Regions from separate parts of the Homo sapiens genome. Here region 2 is linked to region 1. The links are chromatin contacts, found by Hi-C or POLR2A ChIA-PET in ENCODE. All regions are on one chromosome and are shown on one strand. Each heading gives the region's core, a stretch centred on a gene start or an enhancer-like site at or near the end of the contact. The rest is flanking DNA. Distances are from core to core; before and after follow the strand shown.

Region 1 (3,185 bases), core at 643-3,142:
TCATTCAATCCTCATAGAGCTCTAAGGAAGGTCCTATCATTTCCAACTGTTCTTGTAGATCCCTGTAGTCACTGATTTCAGATGTGACTGGCCTCTCACTTCCTCATAAAAAACATACAGAACACCCACTCCCATCATGAGGACACTGAGGCTCAGAGACACTAAATGAGTTATTTTAGGAGGCACAGCTAGATTGGCAGAACTAGGATGGCCCTCAACTGACTTCCCGGTATGTCTGTCACAACCATGCTGCTCAGCAGCCAGAGTGAAGTGAGCTTTTCAAACGTGAAACTCATCCAAACTCTTCTTTGGGAGGCCAAGGTGGCTGGATCACCTGAGGTCAGGAGTTCAAGACCAGCCTGGCCAACATGTTGAAACCCCGTTTCTACTAAAAATACAAAAATTAGCTGGGTGTGGTGGCAGGCGCCTGTAATCCCAGACTTGGGGGGCTGAGGCAGGAGAATCGCTTGAACCCGGGAGGTGGAGGTTGCAGTGAGCCGAGATTGTGCCATTGCAGTCCAGCCTGGGTGACAGAGCGAGACTCCATCTGGAAAATAAAAATAAAAATAAACAAAAAATAAAAAACTCTTCTGCCGCTTGCAGTGGCTCACACCTGTAATCCCAGCACTTTGGGAGGCTGAGGCAAGAGGATCCCTTGAGACCAGGAGCTCGAGACCAGCCTGGGCAAAATAGTAAGACCTCATCTCTACCAAAACCTTAAAAAATTAGCTGAGCGTGGTGGCGGGTATCTGTAGTCTCAGCTACTTGGGAGGCTGAGGCGGGAGGATCGCTTGAGCCCGGGAGCCGGAGCCTGCGGTGACCCATGTTCACACCACAGCACTCCAGCCTGGGTGACAAAGGGAGACCTTGTCTCAAAAAAATAAAAAATTGGCTGGGAACGGTGGCTCACACCTGTAATCCCAACGCTTTCGGAGGCCGAGGCGGGTGGATCACCTGAGGTCAGGAGTTCGAGAACAGCCTGGCCAACATGGTGAAACCCCGTCCCTACTAAAAATATAAAACTTAGCCGGGCGTGGCGGCGGGCGCCTGTAATCCCAGCTACTCCAGAGGCTGAGGCAGCAGAATGGCTTGAACCCGGGAGGCGGAGGTTGCAATGACCCGAGTCGTGCCACTGCGCTCCATCCAGCCTGGGTGACAAGAGCGAAACTCCGTCTCAAAGAAAAAACTAAAACTCTTCCCATGGTTTCCTTTTAAAACAGACCCTCCATGACCAACCCCTCCATTTCAATACCAGAGAGCCTAACCCGACCTGAAATCACTTTAGTCATGTATGACATCCGCTTCCCAGCCCCCTTCCTTAATGCTCTGGGTTCTGGAGACAGACCACGTCTGTTGGGAGTCCTCTGTGCCCACGCCTGGCACAGAGCCTGGCAAAGAGTAAGCGCTCAAGGAAGATCTGTGAACTTGATGCATGCTAAAAGGAAGCCCCGCGCTCTGCCGGGGCCCTGGAACTCAGGCCACCGGCTCCAGGCGGAAGCGAGCCCAAAGCCGGCCAGGCGGCAGCATCCGCTACCCCGTGGCTCAAGCCAGGCTCCGAGGTGAGAAACCGGGCGGGGACTCCTCACCTGCGCGCCGCGGAGGCCGTGCCAGATGGGCCCTGCCAAAGTCAGCCAGAGGTTCGGGCCCCACGCCTGGCCTTCCACCCTCCCCGGGGCAGCCGCGCCTCAGACCCTCGCGGTAGGGACGGTCCCCGGGACTGGGCGGCAACGCGCCCGGGAGCGGGGCCCCATCCCGGACGGAGACTGGGCCGGTGAGTCCTCGAGCTCTGGCTCTGGCTCCGGCTCCGGCTCCGGCTCCGGCTCCGGCTCCGGCTCCAGCAGGCTGGAGGGGCGGCCAGGCCAGACCCAGACTGGCTGGGCCTCGTCCGGCGCTGGGCCCGTTCCCCTGACAACGGCGCGGGCTACGGCGCCCCACAGCGGCCAAACCGCGCTGCGTCACTCCGCGCCGGTCCCCCGGCCAGGGCGGGGCTTGCCAGGGACCCTCTTGGTGCCCCAGTCGGCCCATTCCCAGATTCTTCCTAACCTTTCGTCTAGAAAATCCGCTTTTCCCTACTCCCGAGTCACAGCTTGTCTCCCCGAAATCCTAACATCTCAAAAGCGCCCCCTTCCAGTTTCTATCCTGAGACCACCGCTCTCAAGAAGAGACCTCCCCCAACCCCAGTCAACCTGCACACTTCAATGAGCGTATGTGCTGGAACATCCATGATATCCCGACCCTTCCGGGAGCTTACAGGTTAAGAGGCAAACAGATCTAGACAAATAAATTACACCACTAAAAATGCAGGTACCCCAGAATATAAAGCGAGAAGCGTAAGAGCTTAAAATAAGCAGCACAAAATATCTCATTTATTTATTGCCTTTAAATCAAGCAAAAATCAAGCCCCAATCTTCCAGGCTGATGGGAAATTCAGTCTTTTTCTATTTTTTAAACTGGTCTCTGTTACCCAGGCTGGAGTGCAGTGGCACGATCACGGCTCTCTGCAGCCTCGAACTCCTGGGCTCAGGCGATCCTCCCGCCTCAGCCTCCAGAGTAGCTAGGACTACAGGCGAACACCACCACGCCCGACTAATTTTCGCATTTTTTTGTAGAGGCGTGGTTTTGCCATGTTGCCCAGGCTGGTTTCGAACTCCTGAACTCAAGCGACCCGCCCACCTCAGCCTCCAAAAGTGCTAGGATTACAGGCGTGAGCCCCTGCCCGGCCGGGAAATTCAGTCTCAGTCTCCACTGTACTCCTTTTAGCTAGGTAATTCCAAAGGACTCATGTTTTCCTATAGCAAAAAACAACAATCAAAAACAAATAAGCAAAAAACTCTCTGGTCAGGGTTTTGTCTGGTACTGAGGCCACAACCATTGCTCCAGTCCACAAAGATTTTCAGGTTTGGGCTCTATGAGGCCATCCCTGCCTGAGGCCCCTGCCTCTCCCTGGGGCTGCCAGGGACAGACACCTGCTTCCTCTGCTCCATGGCCTGCAGCCTCCCTTCCCTTTCTCTACCTGGGAGACTTCCCTGCTAACTTGGTTTCCCTAAAAGTCCCCTCTCCTCTTCTCCTTGTGGACACTCAGAATGGAATCTTCTATGAGCTCAGGCTTTCTCAAAAGACAGGAAGACACTTTGTCTTCTGCTATCTGTCCTGTGCGCATCTCCAAGGCAGATATGACAGATAGG
Region 2 (3,230 bases), core at 350-2,849, 150 kb after region 1:
CTTCACAGCAAAACCTCTCTCAAATTGCATACATGTGCTGTCTCCATTTCCTCACTTTCCTGGTGACTGTTTAACCCATTCCGGTCAGGTCCACCTCCCTGATATACTCACGTGAATCAAGCCAAGGCCATCAGTGACATTCTCCAGTGACTTGCAAGGTGACCCAATCCAATAGCCACATCTCTGGCCCAAGTTTATCACACCGCTCAGCTGATGCCTCCTACCTGAAACCTTCTCTGCCCAGGGATTCCACAACTCAGCGCTAGCTTTCATGACTTCCTAGATGCTGCCTTTCAGACTCCTTCTCCATTACCCTCCCAATATTGGAGTGCCCCAGGATTTGGCCATGGAATTTCTCTTCACTCTTTCCTCCAAGCCAAGCCAGGGGTCGTAAACTGACAGCTCATCTGTGTGGTTTAATCAGCTCATGAAGTTTAAAAACATCTGATTCAGTTGCTAACATCTAAAAACTCTGGAGATTTGACATCTTAAAAATACAGATTTTTTTATTCCTTTAGGGGAAAAAAAAAGAGTATGTTATTGGGCCAGCATTCTCACAACGGAACGGTCAGATGGATGGAGAAGAAGCTGCTCCCTAGATATTGGGTCCATTTGATATCTAAGGGAAGAGTCATATTCCCTGTAAGTACCAAAAGGCTCTCATCCCAGAGCCACCAGCACCTTGCAGTCAGTTCTTGGTCAACTTGACTGCAGGTTGGGAAGGGTCCGCAGGCGCCTCCTGGGGAGGGGTGGGACTGAAGGTCTCCGCCCACAGAGAACAGCTCTCCCGCAAAGACAAGAAATGCACGTTTCCACAGAATTACACAGCGCTAAATACAGAAACTCCTTTCAGTAAAAAGCGATTGCTATGAACGTGTTAAAGCATCAAGTCTGGTTTTCCGCCACCTCTCCGGGCTGAGGTGGCCTGGGGACACCAAGAGGAGGCCCTCCCACTCTCCTCTCGCACCCGCTTTTAGGTGGCCCTCTTCTAGGGCGGAGAGATCACCAAAAGCCGCTGAGCAAGGACAGCCCTTCCAGTCGTCGCTCGCGGGCACGGAGCTGGGAGCGCGCGGGAACCGACCGGGCCTTACTCTGGGGCGGGCAGCTGTAAGACATTCGGAGGGCGGGTCGGGCCTGGCTGGGGCGGAGACTGGGCGGGGCCGGGCCCGGGAGCCTCCTCAGCCCCACTGGCTTGCCCCGCGCGCGCTTCCTCCAGCCACCCCCACTTCCCCAACCCTGTACGGGTTCAGGGGGCCGGAGACAGCAGCTAGGGAATAAGGTCAAGCGGACTGGATCCGGCACCGCCCAGGGGCGGCGGCCTCCGCCCAGGAAGCCCCACCCAGCGGGAGCCAGGACGCCGCGGCGCCGGCAGAGCCCACGAGCGACCCGGCGAGGGCGCGTGCGGCGTGACGACGCGACTCGCGGCGCGTCCCGTGACGCCATCGCGCCCGCTTTTGAAAGTTGGCGCCCGGGGCCGCCTCCCATGCTGCCCTGCGCCAACCCCTCCCCTCACCTTTCCTCCCCCGCCCTCTACTCGCCGCCCGGCCGGTCCCCCCACCCGTCCCTTCCCTTATCAGCACCCGCGGCCCCGGCAGCGCCGACGCAGGCGCACTGCACCGCGCCGCCGCCATTTTGTGTCTGAGCCTGTGGAGCGATTAAACCGTGCGCGGAGCTGCTTCTTTGGCGGCAGCGGCGGCGGCGGTGGCCGGTGCGGACGCGCGGAGCTCGCCGGAGACGCCGGGTGGCCGGAGCCGTGGAGCGGCGGCGGAGCGGGCGCCGCGGGGGGTGTGGCGCGGAGGTAAGGGGGCCCGGGGTGGAGGAGGTTTCGCGGGCCGCCTCTAGGTGTCACGATGGGGCCGCTCCGGTCGGCGCTGGCTGCAGCCCGGCGCCAGCGCCGCCGCCGGGGGGTGTTTGTCTCCCTCTACCGTCCCTGCTGCGGCGCGGCCGCCGCCATTGCCCGTCGCCGCCGTGGCCCGGCCGCCCCCCCCACCCCCACGCCCGCCCGCCCGCCCGCCCGCTAGGCCTCCCTCCTGGCAGCGCGCTAGGCCTCGGGCGGCGGCAGAGGCAGAGGCCCGCGCGCCCGGCGACTCCATTTTCCTTCCTTTGTCTGCCCTCGAGGCCGGTTCTTGGCCGGCCGATCGCCCGGCCGCGGCCCGCCCTCTGTCCTGTGTCCTCCGCCCCTCCCGCGGCGGGTGGCCCCAGCTGAGACACTATCTCCGCGTCCCGGCTTCGGCGCCCGCCTAGCTTAAGGGTTCGGACCGACTGCCGCCGCGCGCTAAGCCAGGTCCCGGTGCCGTATGGGTGTCGGGCCCTGGCCGTCGCGTCTCGGGCTGCCCCTCCTCCAGCCAGCCCCGTCCCCGGAACCTACCCTGCCGGCCTGCGTGCCTTCCCAGCTGCTTGGCTGCTCGGCGGTCGCTCCCAGTCCGCGCGTCGCCGCCGCTGGTCTCCGTCTCCGCCGAGTGGCGCAGGCGGCGCTGCAGCGGCTGCGAGCAGAGGGACCCCAGAGCTGCCGAGAGCTCCCTCTGCAAGGCTGGCTGAGCTGCTCGCACCTCTACGCTGCCTGAGCGGGCGGGGGGACGCGCGCTCGCCGCCCCCGCTGCGCCCCCAAACTCGCGCCCGGGTTCCTGGCCGGACCCGACCGGTGCGGCCCCCCCACGGTGGGCGGAAAAGATGCGAGTTCCGCACCAAGTAGTTTTTATCCAGCCGGGTTCGGACTCCCCAGCCGAGTGATAGCAGCCTGACTTTGTGCGCTCAGAGATCTCAAAGGGACTGAAACTTAAATTTCATTCTGATCTCAAGTGACGTGACAAATTTCTGAATTTGGGAGTATGGGCTAAGTCCCTTGAGTTTCCCTCCCGCTTTAAAATGTCCTCACACTAACTTAGTACCTGATGCTCTAGGGCTAGGTGAAGGCGGTTCTGCCCCAGGATTGTGCAACTCGATCTAGAGCGCCAGTAGGGCAGAATGAGTTTATTCTTGACTCGACTGGTAATTTGCCCATGCGATGAAATATGAGGGTTGATGTTGTAATTGAATCCTGGGTCACTTGCTGCAGATGGTTTATAAATATCTACGCCTAATGTAACTACTGTTTAGTAGGAGACTTCCTGTAGCCCCGAGTTCAGCGTTAAGTAAACATTCGCATACGTAGTCTTCATACTTTGAGTTTCGATCAACTAGGAAAGTTAAAAACCAAGTCCTCATAGGTGGGAAAGGAAGTTAAACAAGGC

Evidence for each region. Hi-C counts contacts between places; a loop is a spot of excess contacts on that map. ChIA-PET counts read pairs that join two places held with the same protein, here RNA polymerase II (POLR2A). Pooled maps may share reads with other maps.
Region 2: a loop to region 1 is called in a pooled map, with 3 times the contacts of the local background. The contact joins the promoter of CTCF here to the promoter of ZDHHC1 in region 1. A Hi-C loop is called at or near these places in 5 of 50 pooled maps. POLR2A ChIA-PET finds 5 or more read pairs at or near these places in 5 of 52 experiments (B cell, H1, activated T-cell and 2 more).

The regions. Positions count from the first base shown.
Region 1 is chr16:67,414,585-67,417,769 of GRCh38, forward strand. It overlaps ZDHHC1 (zDHHC palmitoyltransferase 1), which reads right to left and starts at 1,893. Exons shown (of 12, transcript NM_001323627.2): 1 at 1,587-1,893. It overlaps LOC124903702 (a long non-coding RNA gene), which reads left to right and starts at 1,319. Exons shown (of 2, transcript XR_007065093.1): 1 at 1,319-1,559. RefSeq lists a silencer at 1,560-1,949 and an enhancer at 1,782-2,439.
Region 2 is chr16:67,560,927-67,564,156 of GRCh38, forward strand. CTCF (CCCTC-binding factor) reads left to right here and starts at 1,600. Exons shown (of 12, transcript NM_006565.4): 1 at 1,600-1,798. It overlaps CTCF-DT (CTCF divergent transcript), which reads right to left and starts at 1,383. Exons shown (of 1, transcript NR_158165.1): 1 at 485-1,383. LOC124903703 (a long non-coding RNA gene) reads right to left here and starts at 2,524. Exons shown (of 2, transcript XR_007065094.1): 1 at 2,369-2,524. RefSeq lists enhancers at 692-741, 762-811, 1,956-2,818 and silencers at 1,042-2,051, 2,572-2,671.